2 separate regions of the Homo sapiens genome follow, and region 1 is linked to region 2. A link is an interaction called in ENCODE POLR2A ChIA-PET data of the cell type or tissue named here. Cell type or tissue: HepG2. All regions are shown on one strand. Each heading gives the region's core, and the rest is flanking DNA. Links, peaks and the distances in the headings are about the cores only.

What was found. ChIA-PET counts read pairs that join two places held together with the same protein. Peaks named below come from ENCODE experiments on the same cell type or tissue, not always from the same donor. Only the 100,000 strongest peaks of a DNase experiment are listed, where the experiment ranks them.
Region 1: POLR2A ChIA-PET joins it to region 2 with 5 read pairs; 1 of 35 experiments calls an interaction of 5 or more read pairs at or near these places.

What each region holds. Positions count from the first base shown.
Region 1 is chr14:33,907,311-33,912,688 of GRCh38, forward strand. No RefSeq gene overlaps it. Among named protein-coding and RNA genes, the nearest start is that of EGLN3, 41 kb to the right of the region's middle. In HepG2, for the core only: a CTCF peak has its summit at 1,603 (motif pointing left); DNase peaks (open chromatin) are centred at 1,621 and 2,321.
Region 2 is chr14:34,032,624-34,038,001 of GRCh38, forward strand. The region is part of intron 5 of LOC102724945 (a long non-coding RNA gene); the gene reads right to left. Among named protein-coding and RNA genes, the nearest start is that of EGLN3-AS1, 4.7 kb to the right of the region's middle. In HepG2, for the core only: no CTCF peak of the experiment used is centred there; DNase peaks (open chromatin) are centred at 2,728 and 3,218; H3K4me3 peaks cover 720 bases.

The DNA of each region.
Region 1 (5,378 bases), core at 277-5,276, 130 kb before region 2:
ATGAAAAAAACAGAAAAAAATTCTACCCAGAAGATGAGCATAATAATATTAATAGTTGCTTGAACTCTATTTTGTCTGCTATCACCAAAGGAAAAAAGAGGGGATTTTTAAAACTTATAATCCACAAAAATCGTAATGGTCACAAAGAATTGTGCTGTTTCTCCAGGACTTCAAAGAACATAAAGCAAAAAGCCTTGTAAAAATATAAGGTGGAGAAAATCCATAACCACAGTAGGTAACACCTTTAGAATCCACTCCCATACTTATTCTCCAGGTTTCTTTTGATAGATAATATTAGCAAAGTCTTGCAATTCACTTAGTGTCTGAGTTTCTCCTCCCCCAATCCTAGTATATACCTGTCTTTGGAGCATGCTGAGAATTTACCTTAGTTATAGGGCTAATGGAACAAGGGATGGTCCCGGTGGGTCTTAAGAATGAACATCCCCTTCCAAGGCATCTGCCCCAAATGAGGTTATAAAGGTTTTCAAGCTAAAGAAGGCTAGTCTATTCAGACAATGAAAGGCAAGGGACTTTCACTGGCCAAGGAAGCTCAGCATGACTTGGGGTTTCAGGACTGTCAGTTTTATCTGAATCCAATCAGATATTCCAGGTTTCAGAATCCCATTCTTTCCCAGTCAATGCCGTAAATTTTAACACAAGAAATTTTGCAACACTGTGAATTTATCCTAATTCAGCAACCCATGGAATTAAATTTTATGTCTTATTTTCAGAAGTAGCAGCTCTGTGGTAATAAGAAACAGCAATTATTTTAGGGCTAAAATAGAAGCTCTCTGGTTCTCAGACTGTCACTTGAGCTGAAAGACATTAAAGGACCTGATTCCATCACTTTCTCTCTGTAAATATTCTAGTAAAGTCAGGAAAATCCACTCCACATCACAGCCCATGTAGTCATCTCTACTGCTGGAACAGTCAGGTCAAGCAATTGCTTGGGATTCCAAGGAACCTGCTTCCTTTGACATTTTCATTGCAATTAAACACAAGGGCTTAATTGTATTGCCACTGCATGCAATAGATTATTCACGTCTCATTTCCAATTGGCAAGTAGCTGAGCACTGCACTTAGGCCCAAAGAAAGCCTTCAAAAACCGCGTACTGACGTACCTGCGCGCGCGCACTTTCAGAAGGAATAGGAGGGATCTCCCGATACCAATTCTGTATCAGTCAGGGTCCAGGCAGGAGACAGAAACTAAGTAATTTGAACAGAGAAAGTTTAACATGAAGAAGTATGTATAGGGAGTATATGTTGATACATAAAACATGTCCTAGGGCTGAAGAGGAGCAGCTGAGGGAGGAACAAACTTGGAAGGGCAGCCCCTTCACAAGGCTGGGCTGCAGCCCACTGAATGGTGGGCTGGAGCTGATCCAAACTCTGGGAGCTGAGGCTGGTTGGTGGTCAGGAAGCCTCCCACTGGGTGCCAGGAGCCGAGCACGCGGGCTGGGGACTAGCTAAAACTTGCTAAAGGGTAAGTGCCACCTGGTGTCCTGCAGTCTATGCTACCGCAAACCATGGAGCAAGCCGAAATAAGCACACTGAGGACAGGAAGAGAGGTCCCTTCCTCCTGCGACATCCCTCCAGCACCCTCTACTGACAAAGTTTAACATTGTGCGAGAAGGCAAGGGAGAAATTTTTCCAGGGCGTAGCTTCATCATCGAGGTAATGAAGGGTGGATATGGAGTCAACTGGTAACTGTTTAACTGTTGCACTTTTCAATGGTTAAACATTTGTTTAACCATTACACTTCCCCTTCAACCAGCTCCACAGCTGTTCAGGGCTCTTTTCCTGGAAGAGTAACCCAAACCCTCGTTCTCAGTGGGGCTGAACTCCGTGAAGTGCTGCCTGAGGAATGTTGCTAGATCTGTCTCTTAACCTTTACGGGGCACGTTAGTCCAGGGAGGGAACCCAGGGTAAGCTTTGATATCTTCCATCCCGTTTCTCTGAATCTTCTTTGGGCAACAGTGACTTTTGCTTGCCCTTAGTAGTTTCATCGAATATTCCAGCCAACACTGTTTTTTGTTGTTCATGTTTGCCTACTTACCTAGTAGTAATTCCTGAAGCCGTAAATGGCCAGGTGGTGCTTTTAATATCCAAATTCAACAGAAGTATCACTGTACCTCCTGGTGGAAGTGTACATCCTTTGGGCACTAAAGCCTCTAAGCCAGCAGAGCCCAGATTCATGGGGACAATAAACATTTTGTAAGTTATTATGTAACCATTGAGAATGGAGGCAAGGTGACAGAGGAGGAAGCTGAGGGATCTAGAGGTTAAATAACATACACAGCTTGCACAATTATAAACAGCTGAACTGGAGTTTAAAACCAAGTTTGACTCCAAAGTCCATGTTGTTTCCAATACATGTTTCTGACTCTCTGCCAAGCTACTATGAAGTACTGGTAATTAACACAATTTCATACCCCAAACATCCAGTACTGTCTCTCAACGCCTAAGAGGACCACCTACATGTCACACACACAACGCTGATGGTTGTGCTTAGCTTCCTGCAGCATTCCCTGCCCTTTTGTGTGTTTATCATCCAAAAAGCAGCACCGTATACCCAAGGATGTCAAAATCGAGTGTCCTTACCTTATCCCAGAGCTGAGACTTTTCCAGGCTTGAACATACTGTAGCAAGGACTACTTCACGGGTCCAGAACTTTGGTAGTTGTGTGACCACACACTTCCAACCATGTGGGCAGTGGACCCTGCACTAGTCTGGCTTAAGTATGGTTTTGCAGAAGGAAGTCACAGCTGGTAATAAGAAGGGGCAGTCAGGCATCTGATGGAGGAACGAGCTGACCTCTAAAGACCCCTCCAGTCTCGGGCTCAGCAGTTTGTTCAGTAAAGCAGCAGCAGCTGTGGAGGAGCTCAGACCTTATATAGGGTTAAAGGTCATCAATGCCCCTTCTTCACAATCTTGGGATATCTTTGTTCTACAATGATCTCTACCTCCATAGAAACACATGGCTGGGGTTTGGGGAAAATATTATGCATCTGATAGCAATAATTTAAGCATACACTTAGAATGACCCTGTATGGCAGATGCACCTGAATGTGTGTTTCGAGCTAGGGAATCCAGGCACCCAACCCGGAGATTTGTTCCTTGCCTATGGTAAGACCATTAACATTTAACTACAGTAAATGCAGAGTCCTTCTTTTTATTTTTTATTAAGAGGCAGCTGGCCATAATTTAATAGGGAAAGAAATGGCCATGATGTAATTATTCTCCTTGAAGACAAAACTTCATAATAACATTACTGTCATTTGTACAGGTCATCGCGAAGACCAGGCTCCTATGTGGGTTTCAGAGACGTGATTGAATTTGTGTAGCTATAAGTGCTCGCACAGGGTCAAGTATTACTCGTCTACTCATTCCATTTTCCCAATGAGTCAAGTGAAGTATAGAGGCAGAACGCACCTTGGGAAATGCGAAATGAGAAAAAGTGCCTTCAGCTGCTGCCCCACGGCAAGGTGCCTTCCATTCCTCCACCCTTCCATCCAAGCTCCCTAAGCCAAGGTCTTATTCGGCTCTGCTTGGCACTGTCTGAAACCCCTATTTCCTGCTTCTCTTGCTCTCAGAGTCCAGGTGTCAAATGGCGAAACTGTTTTGCAAGTCAGTGCGCATACAAGGAGGCAAATAGGTAGCTTTCCATTATTTAAATCTTCAGAGATAAGACACTAACTTCTTCTACCAGGGCAGTAGTTATCACAGTGTCTGTATTTATTAAACAAGCATGAATATGCTGGTCATCGTGTGGCAGGCACTGTTGTAATCACTTCACAAATATTCACTCATTAAGCCTCATAAAAGCCAACAGGAAATATGTTCTATTATGAGCCCCATTTTATAGACAAGGAAGCTGAGGCACAGAGAGGGTAAGGAATTTTCCTAAGGTCACACAGCTAGTAAGCTTAAGGCCAGTTTCAAAGTTTCAATACTTTCACCTATACACGGTAGGGTTAACGCACCTGATAGTAATAATTTAAGCATACTCTTAGAATGGACCCTGTATGGCAGATGCCACCTGAATGTGTGTTTTGAGCTAGGGAATCCAGGCATGCCCAACCCGGAGATTTATTATTTGCCTATGGTAAATATCCGAGCCCTGGGTCCATCCCGTGGAATATGGGCTGTAAAGGGCATTGAGGCCCTTAGTGTTGGGTTAAATGAAGGTTGCTAGGTAGAGGTTGTTGAGGGGAGGGTGTTAAGTGAAAATGCTACATAAACAGCATGATGTTTGCAGGTGGTAACAGTTCTCCTGGCCAGCCCACTGCCACTGGACTCTCTCTCCTGTAAATAAGCACCTAATAAAACCCCATGTCTCATTTATTGGTGCTGGGGTTCTTCTTTGGCCTCTTAAACTTGGTGCCTTCTCTTATTGAGGTTCATGGGGGTTCGAAACAACTTACCCACAAATACAAGTTTGGCTTTTACCATTCTAAATCCTCAGAACGGCAAGTCCACTCTCCACTTAAAATTAGAGGAGAGGTCCCTATTGCAGTCTCAAGAGATGTGAAAGAGATGTTTGGGCAGAACCCAAATAAGGATGTATCGTTTCCTTAGAAGCTAGGTCGGTCTTAGGCCTTTCTGTTCTGTTTGTTCCAAACAAGCAGTGACAGCAATCTCAAACTTCCCCTGTCATCTGAAGTCAGCCAGTATGCCATGTCACCATCTCCCCTTGCTTGCTAGTAACAACCAACATGGAACTGATAATAACTAAGACTGTTACCTTTCCAGTTTAACATAAACTAGAAACCTGGCCCTGCTGGGGATTGGCAGATACAGTCCATGGGATGAGACTGGTAAGAGCTGTAGGGTCAGGGAGTGTGCATCTGCCCTGGTCCCTCAGTCAGAGCCCCAGTCCCCGGCTCCTTTCCTCCGTGTGTTCTGCAGCCACAGTCCAGGCAGCTGTGGAGGCAGCAGAGCCCAGTGAGTAGAACGGAGGGAAATTCAGGGACACTGACCCTCAGCTGAGACCTCCACAAGCTGATGTAACAGACCTGTCTTCACCAAAATGTTTAACACTCCTGGAAGGATGAAAAAGTATACTTTTAGCAAATTGTAACTGTTCACCTCTTAAGTGACAAGTGATTTGAATTGCTTCACTTCTGGTTTTTTTAATATAGTCAAATTTATTAATTATGTCTCTGAATTTTCAGTTATATTTAGAAAGCCTTTATGTACATCAAGGTTAATGAGGAAATCACCCATTGCTTACATGCTATCACTTTTTACATTAAAATTTCAAACTCATTTGGAGATTTTTCTTGCATGTGGTGTGAAATATGGGTCTGATTTTATTTTATTTTCCTTTTATTTTTAGTCAGCATGTAATAATTTTGCCTATTTATGGGATACAGAGT
Region 2 (5,378 bases), core at 259-5,258:
ACCTATTTAAACTGTGGTTCTTCTACTTGAAATGATCTTTTTTCAAAAAGCCTCAGAGGACTACTGATTAATTACAAGGAAAACACACTTCCTAACCCAAAAGTTACTTTAAAAGGTGTCGACCCTGTTGAAATGACTAGAAAAACTGAAAAGGTGGAGAGGCCAATGCATTATTATTTTTTTAAACTCATATTCAAATCTTACTTGTTGAGCACCTACCCTATTCACAGAAGTTACTGGATCTGTCACATGTCACACGAGGTAAGTGGTGTTATCTCCTTTTCAGAAACGAGAAAACTGAGATTCAGGAGCATGTATGTGAGTTTACTTTGTCTCTTAATTAGCTCATAAGTTTTTTGAAGTGAGCCCATGTGTACTCAAACCTATAGTGTCTTCCACAGTGTCAAAGAATGCTACATGTTCGACAGATACTTACTGAGCCTCAAAAGTAAGATGTCCTACCTTTTTACGGAAGACATGTCTTTGGTAATTTTTCTCCTTCTATACACCAGAAGCCACCTCCTCTCGCCTCTCAGAACCCCCACGTGGCAGCCAGGAGAATGAGCCCCCAGCCTTCCATCCACAAGGAGTGCGTAATTAACAGAGCGCCTCAGGTGCTGAGCTCCGGAAGCCCAGGGCCAGGTCCCACCTCCTATGGGCTCCCAACCTTCAGTTGACTTTGTCTGGCCTAAAGTCCTCCACGGCCTTGCCAAACTTTCCTCAGACTGCAGAGGAAGGTATAAAGCACTCCACCCAGGCTGGGTGCGGTGGCTCATGCCTGTAATCCCAGCACTTTGGGAGGCTGAGGCGGGCAGATCAACTGAGCTCAGGAGTTCGAGACCAGCCTAGCCAACATGGCAAAACCCCATCTCTACTAAAAATACAAAAATTAGCCAGGTATGGTGGTGTGTGGCTGTAGTCCCAGCTACTCAGGAGGCTGAGGCAGGAGAATCATTTGCACCTGGAAGGCAGAGGTTGCAATGAACTGAGATCACTCCACTCAACTGCAGCCTGGGCAATGAGTGAGACTTCGTCTCAAGGAAAAAAAAAAAAAACACAACACTCCACTCAGCCTTCCTTTCTTCACTCTAGGATCAGACTTACAGTGTGACGACTGTTTTACCTTCCTTTAGCTCCCTTGCCACTTTCTCGTAGACTTTCACACTACTAAAATCCTGCCATGTTTGATCTTGTCTTGATGTCTGCTTCTTGGGGGACTGGGGACTAACATGCCCCAGTTTTTGCTTGAATAAATAATCTGTAATCTTCATTCCCTTAAGAATATTTAGCAAACACCTATTATGTGCTGGGAATACAGGGGTGAACAACAAAAGCATCTGTGCCCTCATCAGTAACAGATTAATCAAATAATTGCAAAAATTAAAAGTAGAGGGACCTGTGATGAGATGAGAGGGGAGAACCTGACCTATTCTATGGGAGTGGGAGAGAATCCCCTGAAGGATGAGGAGTTAACCAGGCAGAGGTGTGAAGTATTTCAGGCTGATGAACAGAAGGTGCAAGGCCCTGGGCTAGTAGGGAGCTCCCCAAACAAAAGGACTTGGAGGAGGCTTCAGACAAAGGAGGGGAATGCAGAGCAATGTGACTGAAGAGGACGGCCCTTAAGAGACTGAAGAGGATGGCCTTGTGGGCCATCTTGGGAATTTGGAAAGACAATTTCTCTTTCTAGAGTGCCAGCTCTTTGAAAGCAATTACCTTGTAGCAGCCCTCTTTGCTAGTTCTGCCTTGCACAATGCAAATGCTCACTAAATATTTGTTGAATCAAACTAATAGAAATCAGTAAGGAAATAACTCAATTTTTTTGTGTGTGTTATTCTCCCTATCACCAACGGCACAGCAAATTAGCCAAATGCGTCCACCACATAGAAGCTTCTGGCCCCTGCTGGCTGATAAAAATCATCACAATGAGGATGATAATTCCCAGGCATTGGTTTAATTGTTGGAGAGACACAAGCAGAGAGATGCTGCAGAACATGCTCTGGATCAAACTGTCCAAGTACTGGTCCATCCGGGTGCGGTGGCTCATGCCTGTAATCCCAGAACTTTGGGAGGCCAAGTCAGGCAGATCACCTGAGGCCAGGAGTTCGAGACCAGCCTGACCAACATAGTGAACCCCGTCTCTAATAAAAATACAAAAATCAGCTAGGCATGGTGGCCCACGCCTGTAATCCCAGCTATTCCTACTGAGGCAGGAGAATCGCTTAAATCTGGAAGGTGGAGGTTGCAGTGAGCCCAGAGCACCCCCCACTGCACTCCAGCCTGGGAGACACAGTGAGATTCTGTCTCAAAAAATATATATATATTGACCTTACCACTTCCTACTTGGGTGACCTTAAGTTACCTAATGTCACTGCATCTCAGTGTCCTCATCTGTAAAGCAGAATTGATCCACTACCTCCATTGAAGCACTGGGGATGGGAGATGGGTACAGGAAATTGTTATAGAAAGTACCTTCAGCATACTGTCTGGTGCAGAGCAAGCGTCCAATAAATGGTACCAATTGTTAATATTCACACGTGGTCCTCTCGGCTGAGATAAGAGAACATGCACAGGGAGACTTCCCAAACCAGAGGGAGTTGTCACAAACTGTCATCAGAAGTGCATGGGATCACTTCTGATGCAAGAGGCCAGCTTTAAGGACCCACTGGGTAGGCCGCAAACCTTGATGCCTGGCCAAGCCCAGGCTTGCACTTTACACACTTGGACTCTGAATCCCACAGTAGTATTTAAATATAGATCTGAACACCAGACTAGACAGTGCACCACTAATGTGCGGGTATATGCAACATGCTCAAAAGGCAAACAGCGGCTAGGGAAAGGACACACTGCTTCTAGCTTTTCTGTCCTGGAGGACAGAGGCTGCGCCTTTTTTTGGCTCCATTTCAGAGCAGTAAAAGGCAGCATCATGAGCAGACACGGCCTAGTTCCTGCCTCTCAGGTTTGTTTTCCCATGTGGGACATTGCAGTTAGATCCTGAGCTTAGAAGAAAATGCCTACGGAATCAAAAAGGATAAAAGGAGGAAAAATACCTGGCTTCTGCCCCAAACGCTGTGCCCTAGCTGGCTCCAGCTGCCTTGGAATGGGGCAGGGTGGTTGGGTTGTAATTGCCCGGGCAGAGATATGAGGTATGCAGGCCTACGTGCACTGCCTCACACATCACTTGGCTGGGAGGGGCTCTGTTTAGTCAGTGTCCAGCTGATAACGACCTGAATCCTTAGGATGCCAGCTGCCTGCCAAGCTGGACATGTACAGACAGTGGCACCCAGAGGTCCAGGAGACAGAACAAAGGGCCTGTTACTGAGTCAGCCCTGTCTAAGTGTGTCATCCTTACTGAAAAAGGTTTTGGGCAGGCTGGCAGAGAGGCTATGTCCCAGGAAGCCCAGAATTCTGGAATGGAGACAGTCAAATTCTAAAGGGGTTCTCTGCTGGCAGATTCCTGTCATTGATTCAACCTGGGCTCTCTCACTAGGATCTGGCAGTTGGGCCATACCTTCCTAAGAGTATTCTTTTCCCTGCCTCCCACTGTTGCCAGGCCCAGCTGGTGCTGGCTCTCTTAGTGCCCTCTTGTTTAGGGGGACCGCATCCATCAGGGCCTTAAACCTTCCCTCTCCCCTTTTCACCAGGACATAATGATATTAATGATGGCTAACACATATTTAGGACTTACATCAGCCACTTACTGCTCTAAGCACTTCACATATATGTTGACTAATTTACTCATCACAACCACACTATGAGATGTGTACCATTATTTTCCCATTTAACAGATGAGTAAACTAAGGCACAGAGAGTAAATACCTTACCCAAAGTCATGCAGATAGCAAGGTGACAGAGCCAGGAAGCAAGTCCAGGTGGTCTGAACCCAGAGTCCCTGCTCCTAACCATTATGCTATATTTCTTCTCGGTTCATGACCAAGTTCTTACTGATTAAAATTAGTTTAAAATCAACCGATTCCTAGGCCTGCTTTTCCAGAATGAACAGCACTCAAGCTCAGAGCTGGGATTTCATAACTTCCTATTTTGTGTATAGTAAAATTGAGAAATGTTTACAAATTAGGAGAGGCTAGGAAGGGAAGCCAAGCAGCTCAAAAATGTGATATCAGCTTTGTGATGAAAACTGGTCTTTTCAGCCAAGTGAGTACTTGGACAAAATATCCCTCTCAATGCAAGCTATGCCTTAGATTTTCTAGTTTAAGAGACACTTGTGATACTAAAATTAGTCGGGTGTGGTGGCGGGCACCTGTAATCCCAGCTACTTGGGAGGCTTGAGGCAGGAGAATCACTTGAACCTGGGAGGCAGATGTTGTAGTAAACCAAGATCACGCCATTGCACTCCAGCCTGGGTGACAGAGTGAGACTCTGTCTCCAAAAAAAAAAAGAGACACTTGTAATTCAGTTAGGGGAACTGGGTACATAGTTAGGAAAAGCAGCTCATGGTTTGTTTATACCACTCCCCACTCCCACCACCACCCAGGCACCTCACCCCAGGCAGAAATAGCAGCCTTACAAATTTGAATGTTGTGGCCAGATTCGTGAGCCAGTCCCAGAAAGAGGGAATTCTTTGTAGCCATGGAAGTAATGGATGATCTAACATTACTGACCACTTAATCGCTAGGTACTTTATGTCATTTAATGCTCGCAAAAAGCCTAGGACATTGTTACTATTTTCCCCATCTTGTAGATGAGAATGCTGATGTTCAGAGATCTTATATACCTGCTCAAAGTAAGTCCTGGTGAATCTAGGACTCAAACCCCATCTGAATCCAAACGAGGGAAGGACTCAGTGCCAATTCAAGTCCAACTTTCCCAGGAGCCTTCCCTGTCTCCTCTGACCCACGTCAGCCCCTGTATTTTGACACAACTCTATTACCTGTCATCTTGGCCACAATCTGCACTTATTACCATTGTTTCATGCTGGGCCAGTCTTATTAGCCAATAAGATTGTAAATTTTGGGGAGCAGTGACACTGGGTTGAATTTTGTTTCTGGCTATTTCAGGACAGACAAACTGGGAGAGCTAAACACCTAGAACCACAGCCTGGTCTCCCTAGTCGCGGTAGGTCCGTCACTTCATCCCTAGAAAGTGCCAGTTTGGCTTTACGAGTTTCTAAACCATTCATTGGGAATAGTTTACATGTTATGCTTGCCCTCCTTTGTCAATCTCTTTACTGCTACTGCAGTTGGGTCCAGATATTGCAAATCCTCCCCGAAAGTAACTAATTCTGACTGCATTGTCACAAACTTGGGTTTAGCACAAGAGGGAAAGGTAGCTGAGTTTCCAATTCTGCTTCTCTTTGACTGTAGCTCACCATGCTGCAGGCCCTTCCTCCCATGATGGTGCTAACCAACATAAGCCCTAAG